3 separate regions of the Homo sapiens genome follow, and all the other regions are linked to region 3. The links are chromatin contacts, found by Hi-C or POLR2A ChIA-PET in ENCODE. All regions are on one chromosome and are shown on one strand. The core of a region is the stretch at or near the end of the contact, and the rest is flanking DNA. Distances in the headings are between cores, read along the strand shown.

Region 1 (3,352 bases), core at 208-2,707, 4.7 Mb after region 3:
GGCACTTGCGTTTTTTTTTTTTTTTTTGTAGAGATGAGGTCTCGCTATTTGCCCAAGCTGGTCTCCAACTCCTGGGCTCAAGTGATCCTCCCACCTCAGCCTTCCAAAGTGCTGGGATTACAGGCGATGAGCTACCACTCCTGGCCTAGACATCTGCCTCTCAAAGTGTGAGGACTGTGGGTAGTATAGTAGCTAAGACCACAGCCTAGATTTGAATCCTGGCTCTGTCTGCACTCTGTACCTCGGCATCCTTTTCTATAAGATGTGGGAAAAAATGGTATGTGTCTTAGAAGGTATGAAGCTCAAATGAGAAAATCCATTTTAGGGGTTTGGCTTGGTGCCTGGCTCACAGTAAACCAGAAACACCAAGTATTAGCTACAAACAAGCCTTGTTTCCTCTTGGCTGTCAGGCACTGCTGCTCGCGGTCCTTGCCTCCACCCACGCCGTCCAGCCGGGTCCATACCTGAGAACGGCTGCCGCGGTCCGAGCTTTGCCCCACGCCAGAGTCATCGGCCTCTGCCTGCCCCGGGGCGGCCGCGGCGTCGCTGCTGTCGGCGGACACGGCTTCTGAGGTGCCCACACCCAGGCCGCTCTCAGAGGGCTCCTCGGGCCGGCCAGGCCCAGGGGCCGCGTCGCTGCTGCTCTCCACCTCGTTCTCCTCCATCTGATCGGCGGGCTGCCTGACAGCGGGGCGTAGGGTCTGGGAACTTCACTCTGAGAAGAGAGGTGACCGTGGCTGGAACAAGTGGGCCATCTCCCCAGCCCCGGCAACCACGGCCACCCATTTGCACCCCTGCGCCCATTTTGCAGATGCGAAGATTGAGTCTCCGACGGGGCGGAGCTTCCTGGTGTATTGCGAGGGGAGCTCGGGAAAAACTTGACGGAGAAGCTGTGCTTCCCAGGCTAAGGCCCTTCCCGGGAGGGTGGTCAATGGCTGGTAATCTTGACCCTTTCCCTCGCCCCCACGATTCTCGTGGAGCGTTCCGCTCTGTGAGCCCCATCCGGGCCCAGTGGTTCAGCCCTTCGGCCCCCGCGTCCCCCCGGGTTGCAGGGCCGGTGGTACAGCCCGCTGGCCCCCTGGGTCAGTGGTTCGCTCCCCCCCGGTTCCCCTGCGGAGGCGGCTGACAGCGACGGTCTCGGGGCCTGGCGATTTGGGGCTGTCCCCGGCGCTGCCTGTGCTCCAGGCCCGACGCCATCTTGTGGTGGCGCCGGGTTTCCGCTCAGGCAAGTGCGAGAGCGACTAAAGGGCCTGGGACCCCGGGGCCCTGTTCGGACAGCCCCGCCGGCCTGGGACCTCGCCTCCGGGTATCCCCGCAGTGTGACCTCACTCCACGGCAGGGTACGGTGGGGCCGCCTAACTCTACCCGAAGCTCACCCGAGGCTTTCGTAGCCACGTTCCTCTCTGACTCCGGCATCGACGAGGTCGCCATCCTCTTTCCTCCGCTGCGGAGGAACCCATCGGCCTATTGTAGGCCGGAACTACTTCCCCCGCTGGCCCCGGGAAAGACACATTTTCAGTGTTCCGGAAGGTCGCTCCGAGGCCTCAAAACCATAATCGGGTCTCAACAGACTCTGGGACTTTATACGTCGCCCGGTGTTTGGCACTGAGCCCACTATGGTTTGGGGACTACTTTATCTCGGCGGAGTGTTACGTAGGAAGTGGTTGTGACGTCATTCTGGTCCCTTCCCTAGGCCGCAGGGTTGGGCGCGGCGAATGCGCGCCCCGCTCTCTTGGGGCGTGGCTCCCAGTGGGGGGCGTGGCTCCCGGTGGCTTGGCCGCGCCCCTCCTACAACAGCCCGGAAGAGCGTGTGGCCGCGGGCGACTTTGGCTTGGCCAAAGAGGAATTCATGTTGTCAGTCATTTTACCTGACTCATTACTTATTACTTAGCGCGCTGCTGCAACCCAATCGAGCTCTGCCCGTTAGGTTTGATGTGTTTTGTTGGGAAGGGAATGTATAATTATTGTACAGATAGGGAAACTGAGGTCTGGGTATGGGAAGGGCTGGTCCAAAATCACATCCAATAAAGGGACTCAGGAGCTAAGTACGGATGGCAGGAGTCGGGGAAATGGAAAGAAGTTAATGCTTGTCCCTTAGGTTTGTATACATATTTGTTAACATTAATAGAGCTGAGGCCGGGCGCTGTGAGTCACGCCTGTAATTCCAACACTTTGGGACGCCAAGGCAGGAGAATCGCTTGATCCCAGGAGTTCCAAACCAGCCTGGGCAAAAGAGCGAGACCCCATCTCTACAAAAAAAAGAAAAAAAAGAAAAATTAGCCAGGCATGGTGGCGCGTGCCTATAATCCCAGTTGCTCGGGAGGCTGAGGTGGGAGGATCGCTTGAGTCTGGGAGGTTGAGGCTGCAGCGAACCGTGATCACACCACTGCACTTCAGCCTGGGCGACAGAGCGAGACCCTCTTTCAAAAAATAAATAAATACAAGTCAACTACCTATCCTTTAAAAGTGGAGAAAGAAAAAAAATTTTAATTAAAAGTCAGCTGCCCTTAAGGTATGTCCTTCCTCCGGAAATGTCACCTTCTGTTTTAAGACTTTTAGCAGTTTGCAGTGGAAGAGCACAAGAGGGAGTAAGGCGCTCTGGTTTTTGTCCCTAAGTCTCTGTAGTTCCATAGGCTATTTTCCTTAATTGAAAGATACAAATTTTGGGGGAAAAAAATCTCAAAAAAACTCCTAAGCAGGCTGGGCGCGGTGGCTCACGCCTGTAATCTCAGCACTTTGGGAAGCTGAGTCGGGCGGATCACCTGAGGTTGGGAGTTTGAGACCAGCCTGATCAACATGGAGAAACCCCATCTGTACGAAAAATACAAAAGCAGCTGGGCGTGGTGGCGCATGCCGTAATCCCAGCTATTCAGGAGGCTGAGCCAGGACAATAGCTTGAACCCGGGAGGCAGAGGTTGCGGTGAGCCGAGATCACGCCATTGCCTTCCAGCCTGGGGAACAACAGCGGAAACTCTTGTCTCAAACAAACAAACAAAAAGTCCTAAGGAGAAGACCTATTAATAAGGAGAAAAGGTCCGGGCTCGGTGGGTCACACCTGTAATAACCAGCACTTTGGGAGGCTGAGGCCGGTGGATCACTTGAGGTCAGGAGTTCGAGACCAGCCTGGCCAACATGGTGAAACTGTCTCTACTAAAAATACAAAATTTCACTGGGTGTGGTGGCGCGCGCCTGTAGTCCCAGCTACTCGAGAGGCTGAGGCAGGAGAATCGCTTGAAGCCCAGAGGCGGAGGTTGCCGAGATTGTGCCATTGCGACAAGAGAGAAACTCCGCTTCAAAAAATAAATAAATAAATAAAAATAAAAAGGACAAAGGGTGCTTTGAGCTGTTATTT
Region 2 (3,226 bases), core at 296-2,795, 4.1 Mb before region 3:
GACTGAATTTTAAATTTTACTTAATTTTAATCCATTTAAATTCAAATTTAAATATCCACATAAGGCTAGTGGCTATCATAACAGACACAGAAAGAACTGACTCTCTCCCATGCGGGATAACATTTGGGACAATAATAACGTTAATAAGAGTTATATTGTGCATACTTTATATGTTCATAAAACTGTAGTTAAAAGCACAGATTCTGGAGTCAGCTGCCTAGGTTCAAATCTGTTTCCTTCTCTTTAAAATGGGATTAGCCTGTAATCTCAGCACTTTGGGAGGCTAAGGCCGAAGGATCCTTTGAGCCCGAGTTCCAGACCAGCCTGGGCAACAAAGCGAGACGCGGTATCTACCAAAAATAATTTTAAAGATTAGCTGGGCGTGGTGTCGCAAGGCAGCAGTCCCAGCTACTCCGGAGGCTGAGGCGGGAGGGAAGATTGCTTGAGCCCAGGATGTCGAGGCTGCAGTAAGCTGTGATCGCACCACTGCACTCCAGCCTGGGCGACAGAGCAAGATCCCGTATCAATAAAAAAGGAAAGAAAAGAAATAATGCTTGTAGAGCGTTCGGCACAGTGTCGGGTTATACTGTAAACATTCAGTAGTTGGCGCTAGTTATTAGAGCGGTGTTCCTGGATGAGCCACCTCCATGTTGAGCCTGTAAAACTGGCCTAATATGTTCTCTATGAGTCACTGCATTGCTCTGCAAATCAGATAAAACGTCACTCGTAGGTCAGTTATTAACAACCCCACTGATAATCTTTGGAAAAAACTGACATAATTTTCTTTTTCTTTTTTTTTTGGTGAGACGGAGATTTACTCGTTGCCCAGGCTGGAGTGCAATGGCGCGATCTTGGCTCACCGCATCCTCCGCCTCCCAGGTCCAAGCGATTCTCCTGCCTCAGGCTCCCGAGTAGCTGGGATTACAGGCATGTGTGACCACGCCCGGCTAATTTTGTATTTTTAGTAGAGACGGGGTTTCACCGTGTTGCCCAGGCTGATCTCGAACTCCTCACCTCAGGTAATCCGCCCGCCTCGGCCTCCCAAAGTTCTGGGATTACAGGCGTGAGCCACTGCGCCCGGCCAGAAACTGCCACAATTTTCTAAAGAGGAAAAAAAAATCCCTTCTAAGCTATCCCCTCCCGACGAGACCCTTCCTGTTCCTTTAAAATGGGCCGGGCAGCAGAAAGACGAGTGAGTGACAGCAGACAGGCCAATCAGAAGCGGCCCCGTCTCGGGCCCACCCCGAGGCCTGGCCCAACCGCGTCCCGGTAGCTCCCGGAATAGGAGCGTTGCGAGACGGTCGGTTCCAAGTGGGCCTGGGCGCGGGGGAGAGGCGGGTCTGTCCTCGGGAACTGCAAGGCCCTGTGAGCGGGAGGACTGGGATCCCGGCCGCGGCTGCTGGAAGCGTCGAAGCTCAGCGGGGCCGCGGACACTGACCTGTGCTTAGAACTCATCCTGGCCCGCAGAGCCTGCCGCGAGTCCCTGGCGTCCCCTGTGGCGGGCTCTTGGAGCCACTTTCCCGAGCGGAAGTCAGCCCGCGGCTCGGACTCCGGCGGGACCTGCTCGGAGGAATGGCGCCGCCGGGTGAGGAGTTGCGCGTGGCTTTGGGGAGAGGGCTGTCGCCCGCGGGAGGTTACTAGTCGCCGCTCGAGAGCCGGCCAGGCGGGATCCCCTTCCCCTGCGGGACAGGGGCATGGGCACAAGCTCTGGCTGGGGCGCTCTCGGATCGAGGGTCCGAAGGAGGGCTGCGAGCTGGTGGGAGTGCCCGCGACCTGGCGGGGTTGGTGCCTGGGGGAGGGGTGCAGCGCGGAGCTACGGGTCGCCCCGAGGCTCAGCCGTGGGGACCGCGGACGCGCTTAGCCTAGGTCTGGCCTCATTCATTTCACTCGCGCGGGCTTCTGGGCCAGGCGGCCTAAGGTTCTGGTCCCGGCGCTGCCCCTTACTCCGTGTGAGGTTTTGGGCAGATTGTCCTTCTTTGTGCTGTAGTTTCCCATTCAGTGAAAGGGGCAAAGAAAACCCTCACTTCTCTCTGGGAGCCTGGAGCATAAGTTCTCAAGTGACACTCTAGGTGCAAACTTGCAGTCGGCCACGTATTCATTGTGTAACCCAAAGCAGGTTACTTAACCCCTCTACACCTCAGTTTCTCATCTGTAAAATAAGTTAGTCAAATTAGTCACGTTATCTGCCTCGTTGAGTTGCTTTATTAAGTGAAATAATCTTCGTGCTTAGTTTAGAACAGTGCATGGCCCTAGGTAAGAACTAAGTTAACTGCATTGGAAGTTACTGAGTAGACGCTGTGCAGGGTGGAATTTCATGTAGCCTCATCGTAACTTTGGAAGCATGTACTCTTGTTACTACCATTTGACAGATGAGAAGTTGGAATCCCACGGAAGGGAACTTACTTGCCCAGGGTGACACATGAATGAGTCAGTGGCTCACCGTTTCATTATTTGAGAAGTTCAGGATAGTAAAGTGGTTAAAAGCAGACTTTGGATTCAAATTGCCTGAAGTTTGATTTTCAGTGATGTGTCCTAGGGCAGGTAACTACTTCTGAGCCTTACTTTCCTGGTCTGTGAAATGCAGAAAATAGCCACCTTGCTTAGATGTTGTGAGGATTTAATGATTTGGTGTGTGCAAAGCACAGCATAGCGTGGGCATACCTAACATATTAAGTGCTCAACTTTTAGTCAGAAAAGTTACTGCTCTCGTTAACATGGAGTGAGAAGATTAGGATTCTGACACAGGTGCTGTTTTAGGGGAATTTACGGTCTAGGTGGGAAAATGCTAGTCGCAGCCATTCACTAGATCTTCATATATTGGGTACCCGCCTGTGCACAAGGCATTGGGGATTCAGCATTAGTATCTTGACTCCGCTCTCTCTTAGGTCTTTCTGTCCATTAGCAGTTTCTGATAGGCTTTGACTTTGAATTCTAGCCAGACTAACTCTCATCACTTCTCATCATGTTCACTGCTGTTGCCCTGGTTTGGGCCACCATCATCTTCTGGCTTGGATTATGGCGGTAGTCTCCCAACTGGTGTCCCCTGCTCTGTCCTTGCACCTGCATGGTCTGTTCTCCACACAGTATTGTTTATTCTCAACACAGTAATACCATTAGAGTGTAAGTCAAATCACTCCTCTGCTTAGAACTTTCCAGTGGTCTCCAGCCGGGTGCGGTAGCTCACGCCTGTAATCCCAGCACTTTGGGAGGCTGAGGCGGGCGGATC
Region 3 (3,053 bases), core at 528-3,027:
AAAAGAAAAAAGCACTCCACCATGAGACTTCCCTTGTCTGAAATCTTACTTCAATATGAAAAAAAAAAAAACAAACTCAAAACCAAAAACCAAAACAACATGGGGAACATTTTTTTCCAAAAATTACCACACTTCCCATGCAATGTTTGCCTGTCATGAACCACTGCACAAATCAAGCCCCGCTCAATGTATCAAGGTCACAAAACCAACTTGGTTAATATGTTGATCATTACATAGTGGCTCTGTCCTCTACAGCAACTTTGATACCATCTTTCCAAGGCAGCAACAGAAGGGCCCTTTTCATTCATTTTCTATGTGTCTTTGATACTATTTTGCGCTTCTGGATTTTTCCACTGTATGTCTCTTAGAAACAAATTAAGCTCGAATAAGTTGTTCCAGCTAATGAAGTGCGCTTTTGGCTCCTTCTCCGTGGTTCAGAATTATCCGGCAAAATACCAATTGTTTTAGGATGCATTTTCTCTTAGTTTTGAAATATTGCAATACTAAGTTACCACAAATAAAGAGCATTGAGATAACAACACACAAGAACGTGTATAAATGGAAACTACTGTAATCCTTTTTTAAATTAAGGACGTGTGGACGCCTCATGAATAAACATTTAGGATATCTGGATAAATATATACTATGTGTTCACATAGATAAAAACAGAAAGGAGCATTCCTTCCTACCTCACTCCCCCACCCCAAGTCACATAAGTTTCTCGCAGGGCACAAGCCCAGGGCAATCACTGCTCAGAAATGTAAACCATGCAACTCAAAATGACTCAAGCCCTCAAACACTCCCCACCTAAGTCCTACATCCCATCCACTCCTCAATCACTTCCAACAGGCTTCCCTGAATGAAAATCCCAAACTGGGAAGGCTTAACAAGCTCCAAACTCCACTCACACGCCACTCAGGGAATCCGAGGACCTGGGGCCCACGTGTAGTGTTTTCGCGTGGGCAGACAAGGGTCCCAAGATTCAGGGTGCTACTGTACCCCGAGTGGTTCGAGTCCTGGCTCTGCCGCCTTCACTGGTCGAGCTGACGCTCTTTACACCGGGGGCATGGGCTGCCACATCCCAGCAGAGTGCAAGGGCCCTCGGGCGTGGACGCAGGCGGCTCTCGGGTGCACACGCGGAACGCACACTCGGGCATGCACTCTCACACGGTCAGGCGGGCCTGCGCGAACGCCCCCGCTTCCCCTCTACCACCCCCTTTTGCGCCTTCTACGATGGTGGCACGCGGGGCTACCCTGACCCCTAGGACCCCTGGACGCCCGCTCCTGGAGCCCGGGGGGTGATGACAGATGGCGGAGGGCGGGGCTCCGGGGGGAAGGGGCGGAGCCTCTCAGCATGGGGGTGCTGGCGGCTGACAGAAAGACCAGGGGCAGCCGGCGGGAGGGGGCTGACTGAGACTGCGGGCCGGCCGCGGGCCAGGCGTGGCGGGAAGGAGCTCGCGCAGACACAGGGTCTGACAGGCAGAGAGAGATACAGACACCGGGGACTGACAGCCGCGGGGGCACGCGGGGCCGGCTGGCCGTGGCGGGCGCTCACCTGGCAGCGGCGGCGGTGGCGGCGCCCGCGACCGGGCCGCTCTTCCCGCGCTGCGGGCCTCCCTCCCCGCGGCCGGGCGGGCGGCCGGCGCAGGCCCCGCAGAGGCGGCGGCGGCGGCGACGCCGGAGCCGCGGACTGCTGAGCGGCGGGGACGCAGCTGCACCAACCGACTCCGGGCCGCTCGGCTGGGCTCGGCCGCTCTCGGAGGCGCTCGGCTCTGCTCGGCCTTGCACGGCTCCCCTCGGCCTTGCTCGACTCGGCTGGGGGCGTGGCCCAGGCCCCCCAGTCCGCCCAGGTCGCCTCTGGCGGCCGCGGGGCGGGGCTTTCGAGCGGGTGCGAGCCCCCTGACGTCGCGGGGAGCGGACCTTGCCCCCGGCGCATGCGCCAGCACTCCTCCTCCCCCCTCCTCCCCGCCCCACCGTGTGGAGGCTGAAGAAGACGGGGAAGGAGGCGCTGGGGGCGGATGCTGCGGTCCCAGAGGTTCCTGGCTTTTGTACTCCATATCCTGCTCTTTCCAGAGGACCACTTAAAGAAGGTCACACCAGGTTACACTTTCAAAAGGATGTGTGTGTAGGCTGGCAGGGGCTCTCGCTCCTGTCTGCCCCCACTCCTCCAATTCCAGTGTTTCCCAACAAGCGTCGACTAGGAGTGGTCTTTTATCCAACCAAGGGTTCACTGCAATTTTTAATATTTTCTGTTTTCTTAAGAATAATAACAAAAAAACTAACTCTTGATCACTGTTTTAACATTGAGTCTTCAAGTACTTGAACTTTCAAACATCAGTCAGCCTCCTCGAGTCCACTAATACCGTCCTTTCTTCATAGCTGTTGTATAACCTGTAATGCCTGGGATGGGGTTGGGTTCTTTCCTGAATTCTCGTCACATGATCCAGGCACCTTTTTAGTTATGGAACCAAGTCTGCAGCAAATATGCTCAGAAAGTGGCTCCCACCTTTAGAATCCAGTGATTAGTAAACAGCAGGAGCTCTACGGTCTTGACACACCTGGATGGGAATCCCAGATCTGCATTAATCTAGCAGGTTAATAATTGTCTGAGTGACTTTGGACGTGTTAATCTCTCAACTGTAAAAGGGCAATGAAACATGAGTAAATCAGTAGAAATATTAAAAGGGTTAAATGACACCACATATAAAGATTTCTGCACAGTGCTTGGTGTTCAATAAGTAAGGCTGCCTTTAACTTCAAGTAACTTTAGAACCTTCAGATCCTGAAAACCAGGGAGCATATACACAAGTGTGAGCGATGTGTCCAAGTAAACAAGTCGATAGTCAAACACCCATACGTGGCACCTTAGCTTGCTCCTTTCACAACCTTCCCTACCTCAGTTCATGTCAACTCCATTCTTCTGATGACTCCAGACAAACCATTGGAGTCATCCTGGACTCCACTCTCCCTATCATATCCCACATGCAACCCATTAGAAAAGCCTGTCAGCTCTACCTTTAAAATACCCCTTTTCCTCTTTCCTGGAATATTGT

Evidence for each region. Hi-C counts contacts between places; a loop is a spot of excess contacts on that map. ChIA-PET counts read pairs that join two places held with the same protein, here RNA polymerase II (POLR2A). Pooled maps may share reads with other maps.
Region 1: a map of naive thymus-derived CD4-positive, alpha-beta T cell shows a loop between it and region 3 (30-fold over the local background). The contact joins the promoter of ZNF335 here to the promoter of ZHX3 in region 3. A Hi-C loop is called at or near these places in 1 of 168 maps with a recorded cell type or tissue (naive thymus-derived CD4-positive, alpha-beta T cell) and 6 of 50 pooled maps. POLR2A ChIA-PET finds 5 or more read pairs at or near these places in 1 of 52 experiments (naive thymus-derived CD8-positive, alpha-beta T cell).
Region 2: a pooled map shows a loop between it and region 3 (8-fold over the local background). The contact joins the promoter of RPN2 here to the promoter of ZHX3 in region 3. A Hi-C loop is called at or near these places in 4 of 50 pooled maps. POLR2A ChIA-PET finds 5 or more read pairs at or near these places in 2 of 52 experiments (AG04449 and GM10248).

Annotation. Positions count from the first base shown.
Region 1 is chr20:45,970,746-45,974,097 of GRCh38, forward strand. ZNF335 (zinc finger protein 335) reads right to left here and starts at 1,458. Exons shown (of 28, transcript NM_022095.4): 1 at 1,377-1,458; 2 at 465-715. The coding sequence starts at 665. RefSeq lists a silencer at 970-1,089 and an enhancer at 1,860-2,079.
Region 2 is chr20:37,177,785-37,181,010 of GRCh38, forward strand. RPN2 (ribophorin II) reads left to right here and starts at 1,546. Exons shown (of 17, transcript NM_002951.5): 1 at 1,546-1,585. The coding sequence starts at 1,573. MROH8 (maestro heat like repeat family member 8) reads right to left here and starts at 1,764. Exons shown (of 25, transcript NM_152503.8): 1 at 1,605-1,764; 2 at 1,439-1,603. The coding sequence starts at 1,696. RefSeq lists enhancers at 1,104-1,663, 1,172-1,251, 1,602-1,651, 1,664-2,221 and a silencer at 1,772-1,821.
Region 3 is chr20:41,315,954-41,319,006 of GRCh38, forward strand. ZHX3 (zinc fingers and homeoboxes 3) reads right to left here and starts at 1,778. Exons shown (of 4, transcript NM_001384317.1): 1 at 1,556-1,778. RefSeq lists silencers at 1,298-1,587, 1,598-2,047 and an enhancer at 2,158-2,207.